Regions from separate parts of the Homo sapiens genome. Here all the other regions are linked to region 2. Evidence: chromatin contacts called from ENCODE Hi-C or POLR2A ChIA-PET data. All regions are on one chromosome and are shown on one strand. Each heading gives the region's core, a stretch centred on a gene start or an enhancer-like site at or near the end of the contact. The rest is flanking DNA. Distances are from core to core; before and after follow the strand shown.

Region 1 (4,865 bases), core at 861-3,360, 310 kb before region 2:
GGGGGTCACAGATCTTGTAATCTGAAGTGCCCCATTGACTAAAAAGTAAAAAACACATGGCTGGGCGCGGTAGCTCACACCTGTAATCCCAGCACTTTGGAAGGCCGAGGTGGATGGATCACCTGAGGTCAAGAGTTCGAGACCAGTATGGCCAACATGGTGAAACCCCGTCTCTACTTAAAATACAAAAAATTAGCTGGGCGTGGTGGTACACACCTGTAATCCCAGTTACTCAGGAGGCTGAGGCAGGAGAATCGCTTGAACCTGGGAGGCAGAGGTTACGGTGAGCCAAGATCGCGCCATTGTACTCCAGATTGGGAGACAAGAGCGAGACTTCATCTCAAAAAAAAAAAAAAAAAAAAAAAGTATAAAACACAGGCTTTTATGTTATACAGACATGAATGAAAATCCTTGGTTCTGTCACTTACTAGTTGTGGGATGTTGGACTTATTACCAGGTTAAATCCTCTAAGCCTCAGCTTTACTGTGGTTAAATGGATATAAAAATATCCAATCTCTCTAACAGAGTTGTGAGGATTAAATAACAAAATTTGTAAACCTATTTAATAGTACTGGGCATACAACTCCTCAATAAATGTTATTACAATCACTGCGACAGAACAAAGATCACTGGAGGAATATTTCCAAATCGTTAGAGGTTTTAAGATCATCACAACTGTAATCCCAGCACTATGGGAAGCCGAGATGTGTGGATCACTTGAGGTCAGGAGTTCGAGACCAGCCTGGCCAACATGGGGAAACCTCGGCTCTACTAAGTAGCTGGGCGTTGTGGCACACACCTGAAATCCTAACTACTTGGGAGGCTGAGGCAGGAGAATCGCTTGAACCCGGGAAGCAGAGGATGCAGTGAGCCAAGTTGGCACCACTTCACTCCAGCCTGAGTGACAGAGCTAGACACCATCTCAAAAAAGGAGCACCACTGAACTTTGTAACATTAACTGACAGAAAAGACACTAGACACTAGAATTCTATGAGCCCCCAGCAGTGTCAGAAAATCCTCTTACATGTATTTTGTTTTTTGTTGAAGAAAAAAAACTTAAACAGAGAAATATTGCTAGATTTCTTAGATTAGATAAGGATAAAATGAGAACTATCTTATTCTACTCGTTCCTTGTATTATTCAAGATTCAGTACCCTGCTGGTAAGTTTCATTCAGCGAATCCAGCACACATGAATTAAATGCTAGTTAAGGTACAATGTCTCCAACAGGCACGATGTCAGAATAATGGTTTCTGTCCATCAGAACAAAGGATGAGATGCGCCTCTTGGATTTGACTGTAGCCCAATGGTCATCATCGCTGGCTGCACATTAACATTATCCAGGAAATTTTAAAGCTCTATAGGTGATTCTAAGGAAGAGGAGGACTGAGAGGCCGACTGTTAAGATGCACTGCTACTGTCCGATGAGCACACACTCATCCATAACGTTACACATTTCCTATTCACCTGATGCCCAGAATCATCAAACAGTGTATTCAACACAGTCACGCCATTTCTGTTTTCCAGGTGACTATCCTCCACAAGATACTGTTATCCAGAGCAGGTAAACTCCCTAGCATCTGTCGCTCAAGAACTTAAATCCCTCCCTGCACCCAACCCATCAACAGTGACTTATTACCATCCACAAGCCAGGCTGCTTCCCGATGCACCTTTTCTCCTGGGGAGTGCCCAGACGAGCGCCATCTGCTCCTGGGTCAGAGGAGTCCCTGCAGAGTCATCGACTTCCTCATTTCCAAAAGCCCCATAGGTTGCACTGGAGTCCCGAGGCGAAGCGCCGACACTTCATCTGCCCGTCACCTCCCGATTTTTGCAATGTGTTTCTTCTGAACAAGAATGTGTGCCCTGGAAGCCAACTCAAGTCCCAGACCTAGGTTTCTCGACATTTCCCCAAGTCCCACCTGCGTCAGGTTGTAGGCTCCGGGGCCAGTCCCTTTCGATCCGCATCAAAAAACCTGGCGATCCCCTTTGGGCACAAGAGCTCAGGGCGTTGGTCCCCGCGATCGCGGAAGCCCACTTCCAGAAAAACTCGACCACTAACAGTAAGCTTCAGGGGTAGCAAAAAGGGGCAGAAGGGTTTGCATCCCCTGGCGTCATTTCCGGGTCCGCTCTGGAAACCTCGGAGGTTTCCGTGTCTCTGTCGTTTATTCCAACTGTTAATGCTCCATGTGCCTTTGACTCTCCTCACCTTCCCTTCTAAACACACGGGGAAGAAAGGTTCAGGTTTCCCAGAGAAATTGTGGGGAAAAACCTTTAAAGTATATATACAAAGGTAGACAGAATAGTACAGTGCATCCAATGTACCTGACACACCTTCAAGAATTACTAACTCGGCCGGGCGCGGTGGCTCACGCCTGTAATCCCAACACTTTGGGAGGCCGAGACGGGCGGATCACAAGGTCAGGAGTTCGAAACCAACCTGGCCAACATAGTAAAACCTCGTCTGTACTAAAAATACAAAAAACTAGTTGGGCGTGGTGGCGGGCGCCTGTAATCCTAGCTACTCGGGAGACTGAGGCAGGAGAATCGCTTGAACCTTGGAGGCGGAGGTTGCAGCGAGCCGAGATGACACCACTGCACACCAGCCCGCGCGACAGTGCAAGACTCCTCTCAAAAAAAAAAAAAAAAAAAAAAAAAAAAGAAGAAGAAGGCCTGGCGCGGTGGCTCACGCCTGTAATCCCAGCACTTTGGGAGGCCGAGGTGGGCGGATCACCTGAGGTTGGGAGTTTGAGACCAGCCTGACCAAAATGGAGAAACCTTGTTTCTACTAAAAATAAAAAGAATTAGCCGGATGTGGTGGTGCATGCCTGCAATCCCAGCTACTAGGGAGGCTGAGGCAGGAGAATCGCTTAAACCCAGGAGGCGGAGGTTGTGATTAGCCGAGATAGCGCCATTGCACTCCAGCCTGGGCAACAACAGCGAAACTGCGCCTCAAAAAAAAAAAAAAAAGAAAGAAAACAAGATGAAAGAAAAGAAATACCAACTCGTGGCAATTTTATTAATCTATAAACCACTCCTCCCCTTATGTGGTTGGAAGCAAATCTTTTTAATTTTTTTTTTTTTTTGACGGAATCTTGCTCTGTCGCCCAGGCTAGAGTGCAGTGGCGCGACCTCGGCTCACTGCAACCTCCACCTCCCGTGTTCAAGCGATTCTCCTGCCTCAGCCTCCTCAGCCTCCCGAGTAGCTGGGATTACAGGCACCCACCACCGCACCTGGCTAATTTTTGTATTTTTAGTAGAGACGAGGTTTCACCACCTTGGCCAGGCTGGTCTCAAACTCCTGACCTCGTGATCCACCCGCCTCGGCCTCCCAAAGTGCTGGGATTACAGGCATGAGCCACCAAGGCCGGGCCACTCCACTTTTCCTTAAAGCAAAACCTGTCATTCTTCTGTTTCTTACCTCTTAGTTTCTTAGTCCTTTTTTTCCTATTAGCCCTATTTGTATTTATTTGTTATTAATGCACTATGACTAATAAAAACTTGCCTAGGGTCAGAAACTTTGAGCTTTAGCAGAAACAAAAACATACAAACAAAAACTCAGAAAGTTTTTTCAGATAAAGTTTTGTTTTTCAAGTACAATTAAGAGCATGATTCTGCTCAGGCGTGGTGGCTCGCGCCTGTAATCCCAGCACTCTGGGAGGCCGAGGCAGGCAGATCACTTGAGGTCACGACTTCGAGACCAGCCTGGCCAACATGGTGAAACCCCAACTCTACTAAAAATACAAAAACTAGCTGAGTGTGGTAGCGGGTGCCTGTAATCCTAGCTACTGGAGAGGCTGACGCAAGAGAATCTCTTGAACCAAGATAGCGGAGGTTGCGGTGAGCTGAGATCCCACCACTGCACTCCAGCCTGGACAACAGAGCAAGACTCCATCTCAAAAAACAAAAAACAAAAAACAAAAAAAAAAAAGAAAGAAAGAAAAGGGAAAAAAGCATGATTCTGAACAGTTTGGTCATTTTAGAAACTTTTGGGATAAATCTGAATACTCAGAGTTTTCTCTGGCCATAAAATAGAAGATAGGAAAAATGTAAATTTTTATTCATATGGAGAGAAAAGTCACAGTTGTCCCTGTATTATCTTTAAGAAAGCTCCTGTTCTTAATTCTCTAACTAACTGTAATAATATCTCGAAGGACTATCTGTAAAACAAAAGGAAACAACCACCTGTTAAATTCAGAATTCCAAAACATGTAGTTGTATCTCCTGTGTAATATAAACATCCATCTCATGGCCTTGCTTATTAATCATTCTTTAAAAATTATATATAAATTGGTTCTATGACCACTGTAAAAGTACCTGCATTTTGTTTGTTACATAGAAAAGTTTAAGGTTCAATGTAATCTTTAAGGGACCTAAATTGGCATAATAATATTTTCATAATTGGGAGGAGGGGTTATGACTTTCCTTCAATGCATGGGGAAAAACCACTTTGCTGCTTGTGGCAGCAGTATTAACTATAGTTGTAAGATTAGACAGCTTAAGGGTAATACCAACACCAGATGTGGTAGAACAGTGCCAATCACAGAGAAAGAGTCAGAGTACCTCTGTAGTTCCTGTCACGTGAGATGTATTTCTGTCCTAAGCCAATTGGATTATTCTTCCTTTTTCCCATTTTTATTTTTTATTTCGCAGCTGAATGATACATTCTAATGCAACATCCTTAACACTTACCAAGTTCTCAATTAAATCTATTCTGCATGATCCCCTCCTGTCTGGTAAATCTGGTAAATCTTCTCTGAGTCCTTTAGCTTCCTGCTCCCGTATGGATTAGTTGCATTCTAGGTTTCTTGAATAGCTGTCATCCTGTGTTTTTCATTTTTGAGCTCCTAGATCAGATTCATCATTTCC
Region 2 (4,483 bases), core at 1,193-3,692:
TACAATGAATGCCCCAAAGTAATCCCATCTCCTCTCAGATATAAAGAAAATGACAATGGACAGTTATGTCTGGGTTTCAAGTTCATCTTTTATGATAAAAGACAGATCTGAGCCAATTCCAAACTTTCTCTAAACCCTTTAGGTGATCCAGCCTCTTTGACGTTCTCTTCATATGGGGTATGAGTTCAAAGACACTATGGCACTAGTCCCCTTACTTCTTCCTGAGGGTCAAAATAGAAGACAGATGACACTGCTTACAGCTGCACTTCCTTGGTCAAGTCACTTTTCTGAAAAATCTCGTCCCACATTATAAAACACCATTACTAGCATGTGCTTGTCTTTTCTTACAAAACTTTCATCAATACTGCAAGTTAAACTATGGCAAAACATTTACAATAAAGAATATCATATATAGTATAAGGGAGATGATGCTATTGCTGTGCTCATCTCACATCAATGAATTTGAAAACTGTGATGGTGTATGTTTAAGGAAAGATGCTGTCAGAGGATTTATGAGTCTCCCTTCAGCAGCTGCTGCTCTAGAGCATGGAGAGATGCATTCTTTTTCCTGGCTTTGGAGGATGTATGTAAGATGGGAAAAGGAAGTCTAGCGGATGTGACAAAAGTTTCAGGGATAGCCCCCAAACATATTTCAGAGATGCTAGGAGGTTAGGGCTATACCTTTATCCAGAGTCCATCCAAGGGATTCCTCCACCATAATGTGGAAAGTTGCCTCTCCTTTTCTCCTTTCTTCCTCATACTTTCATTATTTGAGTCACCTTACTGCTCTCTGGATACTGTATCCCTACAAAATCATTATTCTCTTAAGTGGTCACAACATGCTGCAGCCCTAGCCAACCTGGTGGTTTGCTATTCCTTTATGTGACTCAAACTTTTTAGCACTAACAGCGCTGGCCACCACAGTTACCCTAATTATCTAAAATTCTTTTGACATTGCTTGTCTCTCCTATAATCAATTCCTGATCCAGGGATAATTCTCCTTTATTTTCTACCCCCTTCAGAAGGAAGAAGGTTTTGAAGGGTCAGGAATAGGGCTTCTCTGGGTGCTTTGTTTTGTGGCACTAGGTTGATTGCTTCCTGGAGCCTTTGCCAATCCACAAAGCAATCAGCAGAACTGCCTGGGCAGCCTCAGTTTAATCACAGAATAGAGAAAATCTTGTCCTACCAAAGGTGATCTTCAGGTAACAATGTTCCCAGATATTGGCTCAAAGCACAAACTCACACATAAAGCACAAACTCAATGATCCACAGTAACTGTCAATACACCCACAACAAATAATTAACAACTACTTTATTCAAGTACCAACCTTCATCATCAGAAACATAAACTAAGGACTGGCACTCAAGCAAGTACTTCTCTTTTTTGGGGGGGAGGGGCGCGGAGTTTCACTCTTGTTGCCTACGCTGGAGTGCAGTGGCGTGGTCTCTGCTCGCTCCAACCTCTGCCTCCCGGGTACAAGTGATTCTCCTGCCTCAGCCTCCCGAGTAGCAGGGATTACAGGCGCGCGCCACCACTCCCACCTAATTTTTGTATTTTTAGTAGAGAACGGGTTTCACCGTATTGGCCAGGCTGGTCTCGACCTCAGGTGATCCGCCCGCCTTGGCCTCCCAAAGTGCTGGGATTACAGGCGTGAGCCACTGCGCCCGGCCAAGCAAGTACTTCATCTCTGTGTGCCTCAATTTCCTTATCTGTAACATGGGCATAATAATAGTACATTACTTCATAGGGTTGATGCAAGGATTAAATGAGTTAATGCAGGTAAAAACTCTTGGAGCAGTGCCTGCACTCAGTAAGCACCTGGGAAACACCCCAGTACCGAAGACCTCCCTCGCCCAGCTAGAGGGGAAGCAGGGAGCAACCCTGCTCTTTTTCATCTCCCAGGGATACACCCGGGGAAAACCACTGGCTGTCACTGCCGCAGAGGGACTAGGCTGGCCCGCCAGTGAGACGAGCGCTGGGGGCTTCATGACCCCACGCCACGCGGCGTCCCAACCGTGGAGGTGCCTCCTGACCCGACCTGCAGCCAAACCACACGCGACCCTTTCGCCCGTTTCCTTCGAAGAACCCGTGTTTCCGCTTTCCAGAACCTCTAAGAGCACCCACCTTGGTCCCGGGGCCCTGTAAGCCTCACTCACCGGCCGCCTCCGGCCGAGTACCCCCGACACACCCCGGGCGGGTCCCGCACTTGGAGCGGAACCTGAGTGCGCTGGGCTTGGGGAAGTCGGAAGGATTAAAGAGAAACCCATGCGTCGAACCGCTGCTCCAACGCCCATCAGGTTCCCTAAGATCACAGGCACTCTTCCACTCAGACTGCTGCTGATCATGCTCTGCTCGGTATGCGGGACCAGTCATTGTCTGGGCAGTCGCCTGGACCTAAGTCTCCTGACGCGGACGACCAGTTGCAAAACAGAGACCACACTGAGACTGAGCAACGTATCAGCAGCGGTCGCAGCTCTGCGCTTGCGCCTGAGAGCCAGCTACAGCAGGGCTGTGCTGGGATTCACTTTCGTGGAAGGTTTTGCAAAGCCCCTCCCCTGGTATGCGAGAGGCTGAGAGGTTGGCGCTAGAGGCAAGAGGAAGGGGGTCTGCGAGAGGTGCCGAAGACCACCTTAATACACTGCAAAGTATAGCCTAGACCGGTGGTTCACAGAGTTTTAAATAGCGTACACAAATAAATCACCAAGTGAGCTTGTTAAAATACAGCTTCACAAGATTTACACTCCGAGATTGACTCGTTGGCCCGGAACATTGCATTTTCAAGGGGCACCCCAGATGATTCTGATGCAAGTGGTCTCTCCAGCCTGTCTGGAGAAACTGGCTCCGTTGCACAATCTAGTTGCTTAAATACTGTTAAATGCAAGACATGTCTCAAATTTCACCAAAAGAAAAAAATGAATAAAATCAGGACACTACCCTAATCTAGTAGATTTTTTAAAATTCCAGATAATTTTAATATAAGGTAATGAAGTTGCACAATGTGCCCTGGGAGTTCAGAGCAGGGGAAACTTATGGAACGAGGGACACTGGAGTGGTTTGACTAATGGAAGATTTAATGGAAAACATAAAGGAGGGCAACCTTACAAATAGTTGAGGAACTAGAAGAGTGGAAAGCATGTGCAAAACTGCAGGTCTGATACATGACAGCTGTGCACAAGTACCATAGAAACATCAAGTAAGTATAAAGCATGAGCCATGAAGTACAAAGGAGCAGGATCCAAATTATAAAGCTGGAAAGAATTAGATAAAGTCTAATTTTATCATTTCCTATTTTTAAAAATTAAAAACACTTTCAAACTGTGGTAAACTATGCACAACATTAAAGTTACCATTTTAAAGTCATACAGTAAAGTTTTTAGCGTATTCACAACAGCACCGTCACTATCTAATTCTAGAACATTTTCGTCATCCCTAAAGATGCCCATTGAGCAGTCTCTATTCCCTGCTCCCCACAGTCCCTGGTAACCTTTATTTTACACTATGTTTCTATGAATTTGCCTGTTCTAGATATGCCATATAAGTAAAATAATACAATATTTGTCTATTTATGTCTGGATTATTTTTAATTAGCATAAAGTTTTCAAGGTTCATTCATACTGCAGCATGTATCCTTCATGCCTTTTAATGGCTAAATAATATTCCTTCGTGTATATGTGTGTGTTTATACACAAACAGTGTATAAATATACATACATAATATTTTGTTTATCCATTAATCTCTTGTTGAACACTTGGGTGGTTCCTGCCTTTTGGCCATTGTGAATAATGCTGCTGTGAACATTGGTGTACAAGTATCTGAGTCACTGTTTTCAATTCTTTGGGTATACACCTAGGCATTGAATTGCTATATCATATGGTAACTCTGCAATCAGCTTTCTAGAGGAACCATCAAACTGTTTTCCATAATGGCTGCATCGTTTTACATTCCCATCAGCAGTGCAGGAGGGTTCTAGTTCTCCACATCTTTGCTAACACTTGTTAACTTCTGTTTTGTTGTAGTTGTAGTATTATAACCATCATAATGGGTATAAGCTTTATCTCATTGTGGCTTTAATTTGCATTTCCCTAATGGCTAGTGATGTTGAGCATCTTGTCATGTACTTATTTGTGTGTCTTCTTTGGAGAAATGTCTGTTCAAATCCTTTGCCTATTTTTGAATTAGGTTTTGTTGTGTTGCATGAGTTTTTGTATATTCCAGATATTCTTCTTCAGATATGATTTGCAAATATTTTCTCCCAGTCTGTGAAGTTTTTCTCTCTTTTGATAGTGTCCTTTGATGCATAAAACTTTTTAATTTTGATGAAGCTCCATTTATTTATTTTTATCACCTGTGCAATACTTGAAAATTACATTGTCTAATAAAGATTTTTATGTTTTCTGCTAAGAGTTTTATAGTTTTGCTTCTTAAATTTAGGTCCTTGATCCATTTTGGGTTAATTTTTGTAGATGGTGTAAATACTACAAC
Region 3 (4,272 bases), core at 1,048-3,547, 260 kb after region 2:
TGAATTTCCCAGAATGGTCCCAGAGTATGAGAATAATATCCCACGTGAATGCTAACCTAAATTCCCACTCTTCAGAGGAGGCTATCAACAATCAGGTACACATCAACCATATGGCTGTCATGTAGTCTCTTTTCCTATCACCCCACTTATTGCCCAAGTGATTTACTTGTAAACTGTGACCAGGGTGGTAGGCAATGATAGAGGTGATACTTGAGTTCTGTAGTATAGACTTAGCTCACCAAGGCTGACCTCTGGATACTGCTGCTGCTAAGTGTCCCATATGTCAGGGGAAGTATTCTTGTATTCTTGCAAGTATTTTGTCATGGATGAGGCAGAGATTTGTCTTCACTGAGATAAACACTCTAGATTTCGATATGCTTCACTTTCTTACATGCTATTGCTAGCAGGACCATCTGTGAACTTACTGAACGCTTTATACCTCATATCTCAACATTTTTTGGACCCATTTCTATACATTATACAGAAAGGGTAAGGTAATGCATGGGTGACCATGAGACTCGGTAGTCCTAATGTGTACCACATTCCTTATAAGCAGAAGTCTGAATTTTTGGAAGACTCAGTTAAAGTGGCATGTAGTCATTTAGCACCCTCTTGAAGTACTGTTCAATTTTGGACGTTATAGATGAGCTGAATAGTGACTAAGAAAAAGCATAATTTCTTCTGTAGACAAAATGCATTCGTTAAAGAAAGGAGAGGTAGGAATGGAGTGGTACCTCTCATATTACACTTAATAATAGCCAACTCAAAAAAGTTATGCTTTTCATGTTTCCAACTCAGGGCTCCCTGCTGTTTTTTTTTGTTTTAGAAAAGGAGGAGTACATACTCCCACCAGTAGTCATGGAGATGCCTCTGTTTATTGATTTACCAAAAATGATTTATTTTTATATGAAGTTTAAAGCAGTTTAAATTACATTCATTTGCTGGCTTAGAGAACTGTGGGAAGTCTTGACTTAATGGGTGTTGGGCTTTTGGACTCCTCCTCTGTTTGTCAGTTTTCTTTTTGTTTCTGTTTCCCCCCCTTCCCCCACTCCTCCCCTCTCTTTTTAGGGGCATAGGCAAGGAGCTGTGACAGACAATTTGAGTGTTTTTAAAAATAGTCTCATAAAAAATATACCTTTGACTGGGTGCAGTGGCTCATGCATGTAATCCCAGCACTTTGGGAGGCTGAGGCAGGCACATCACGTAAGGTCAGGAGTTAGAGATCAGCCTGGCCAACATGGTGAAACCTGGTCTTTACTAAAAATACAAAAATAAGCCAGTCGTGATGGTGCGTGCCTGTAGTCCCAGCTACTTGGGAGCCTGAGGCAGGAAAATCACTTGAACTCGCAAGGCAGAGGTTGCAATGAGCTGAAATCGTGCTACTGCACTCCAGCCTGGGCAACAGAGAGAGACTCTGTCTCAAAAAAAAAAAAAAAAAAAAAAGAAAGAAAACAAAATATTTTTTCCCCAACACTTTTCAAAGAATGGTTTAAAAGCAATGACAATCCATGATCAGTGAGAATTCCCACCCAGATTATGGTCTCAATTCCTTTTTCAAAGGGCAGTCAGGCTACTTGGAGACTTGGGTAAATCTATGGATTTTAATACATTCAAGAGGAACAGCAATCAAATGCCATATTTGGATCTGGTGGGATCTCATTCAGACAAAATATAAAAATATTTGAGACAATTCAGGATTTTCTTTCTTTAAGGGCTAGGTATTGGATAATGTTACACATCATTTTTTAAATTTTCTTAGGTGTAAAATCTTAGCGTTTTTTCTTTATATCCATATCTGTTAGGATATTTGTGAAAATATTCATGATTAAAATCACATATTTGGGATTTCATGTTTCAGATATTTTTTAGACTCCCTCATCTGTCAGTGTGGGTGCGGATAATGAAACAAAATGGGCAAGATGTTGGTAATTGTTGAAGCCTGTGCGACGAGACTTGGGAAGTGCAGGATTCTCTATATTTTTGTGTCTGCTTCAGGATGTCCATGACCACTCCCTTTCCCCTCCAAAAAAAAAGTTAAAAAAAAAAAAGCTGGCCAAATCAGTGAACATATTTCGTTTTTGGTCAACAAAGGGCTACCCTGAGAGGAATCTACATGCAGAGAAGTTCAGGAGACTGAACTAACGGAACGTCAGGAAGCGCTGCGGGCTGGAGAGCTGCTGTTGGAACAGGGAGGAGTTCTCCGGGCCGCACCCTGCCTCCGTCCCGCAGGCGAGTTGAGAAGCGCTATCGCCATCTTGTGGCGATAATGGATGGGATAATGTAGCTAAAACTTTGTTTAGTTTTATGAGTTGAGAAGGGCTGTCGCCATCTTATGGCAATAACGGATAGGCTAATGTAGCCAAAACTTTGTTTCGTTTTATGATTTCGATTAGGCATTTCATTGCTACGGTTTAATAATTGAATATACAAGAAATACTATAAACCATCACATCCCCAACAGCCCCCAGCCGCCCAGTTCCCCCATCTACTTGGCAAAGATTCTCTTTTTGACCAAACTCTAGGCGGCTTCTTCTGAGCCCTCTTCTGGACTAGGTGGCCACCTTGGTCTATAAAGACCTGAACAAACCCGAACATAGTTACTAATAGCCCCGGTCTTCTCAAGTGCCTGCCTGAGAAAACTCAATTGATGCCGCCAAAGGAATTTACTGTTTGTTTCAGTCAACGTCTGAAGATAGGGCCCTCGTCTCCCAGGCTCTGGTAGGAGTGGAGCCTGATTTTGATATGTGCCAGTTATGAAACCCAGATGGTTCCCCACTGTCAGTGGTTACTAAATAAAATCTGTTTTCGTCATTTAAAGTAAGGCCTGGTGTTTTATCTTTGATATACTACAATTAACCACTTTTATTCGTTTCCTGTGTACCTGTCTGGAATATCTTTATACAAACACAAATAAACAAATGTGTCCCCTTTCATTCACATTTGCCCCCTTTCATTCAAATGACTGATGGTCACATGTTCTTCACAGGTTCTGTCTCTTGCTTTTCTCATTAACTGTCTTTCTTATTGCAGGTGGAGTGGCTGAAACTTCTCAGCAGGCGCATCTACACTAGTGACCTGAGGAGAGAAACCCTAACCCCACAATGGCTGCATCTTCTCTGAAGACGAGACTGATGCTCATCTTTGAAATGAAGGGCAGTGTGTGCATTTCTCCATGAAGGTATCCAGAAACAGCCATGCCAGAGCTGCTGTGGGGTGGCTGAACTGCTATTCCTTTTCTAGGGTGGGATCCCCACTCTTTGTAAGGAAGGATATTGGGGTCCTGACACTGGGAACTCATCTTGTCAGTGAGGCCTTCTTTAACTGCTGTCTTGTAATTGAGCCACCCCATCTGTGTTTCCTGTTCCAATTTAGGACTTTTTTTTTTTTATCATAATATAAAGATCTGAAATGCTATGTTTTCCTTATTCATTGGCTTATTATCTTTACTATCCCATCCTCCACACTAAAAGTTTTTTCGAGCTGGATTTGGGAGTTGTGGGGTAGGTTATATTTTGATCACTTGTATTTCCCAGCTTCTAGAACAGTGCCCAGCAAAGTACTTCTCTGAATAAATGAATAAAGTAATATTCCTCTGCTCTGCTGTTGCCAACTGGAATATCCTGAGGGAAATTTCTTTACTTTCCTCAGGGGATGATCCAGAAGATGAAAAACAAATTGTCATTCCATATAGTCCTCTTCTGAGTGTTTTTCAGTTTTGTTAAAACTCAGATTTTTTCTTTTTACCTGAATGTTTTTTTGTTAATGATTATTAGCATATACAGTATTTTCTTTTATGTACCAAAAAAAGGCAATTGATACAGTGCATGACTTGAAAATATACCTGCCTTCTCTGAGGCTCAAATTCAGGACTGTATTATTTGGAAAGCCTTGTTGGGTTGTGGCTCCCAAGAAATCATACCTAATTTCCCTTCTTTGAGAGCACTGATTTCTGAGTTTCCATTTCTCCTAGAAGAGAAACATTGGCTTGTAAGAATTTATGTATCATCAATGCTTCCTTTTCCATCCTGCACTTAGAAGGACCCAAGACTTGAGGGCTGCGCTGTCAACACTATTCCTTGCTCACCCTCTCTTTTGTTCTAATTATTTATGTCTTCCCGCCTTCAGAAATATCAGTTGCTCTTTCACCAGCCATTGTTTCCTCTCTGGCCCTAGTGCAGAGTAGGTGACGTAGTACAGCTGAAAGGATGAATGCTGGCAAACTTGTTTCTAGCCTAGATTTCTCCTTATTTTAAATCTGCACTTGCAACCACA

The links. Hi-C counts contacts between places; a loop is a spot of excess contacts on that map. ChIA-PET counts read pairs that join two places held with the same protein, here RNA polymerase II (POLR2A). Pooled maps may share reads with other maps.
Region 1: a pooled map shows a loop between it and region 2 (3-fold over the local background). The contact joins the promoter of LINC01012 here to the promoter of ZNF391 in region 2. A Hi-C loop is called at or near these places in 1 of 168 maps with a recorded cell type or tissue (CD4-positive, alpha-beta memory T cell) and 9 of 50 pooled maps. POLR2A ChIA-PET finds 5 or more read pairs at or near these places in 3 of 52 experiments (AG04450, activated CD8-positive, alpha-beta memory T cell and activated naive CD4-positive, alpha-beta T cell).
Region 3: a loop to region 2 is called in a pooled map, with 4 times the contacts of the local background. The contact joins the enhancer-like site here to the promoter of ZNF391 in region 2. A Hi-C loop is called at or near these places in 12 of 50 pooled maps. POLR2A ChIA-PET finds 5 or more read pairs at or near these places in 3 of 52 experiments (CD4-positive, alpha-beta T cell, PC-9 and activated B cell).

What each region holds. Positions count from the first base shown.
Region 1 is chr6:27,691,280-27,696,144 of GRCh38, reverse strand. It overlaps LINC01012 (long intergenic non-protein coding RNA 1012), which reads right to left and starts at 2,110. Exons shown (of 4, transcript NR_038294.1): 1 at 1,639-2,110.
Region 2 is chr6:27,386,718-27,391,200 of GRCh38, reverse strand. It overlaps ZNF391 (zinc finger protein 391), which reads right to left and starts at 2,442. Exons shown (of 3, transcript NM_001076781.3): 1 at 2,126-2,442.
Region 3 is chr6:27,125,221-27,129,492 of GRCh38, reverse strand. No RefSeq gene overlaps it. Among named protein-coding and RNA genes, the nearest start is that of H2BC11, 5.4 kb to the left of the region's middle. RefSeq lists enhancers at 935-1,094, 2,117-2,186, 2,397-2,446. Within about 2 kb of position 2,297, at least 19 of the 41 ENCODE cell types and tissues checked have a DNase peak (open chromatin) inside an H3K27ac peak, as active enhancers do.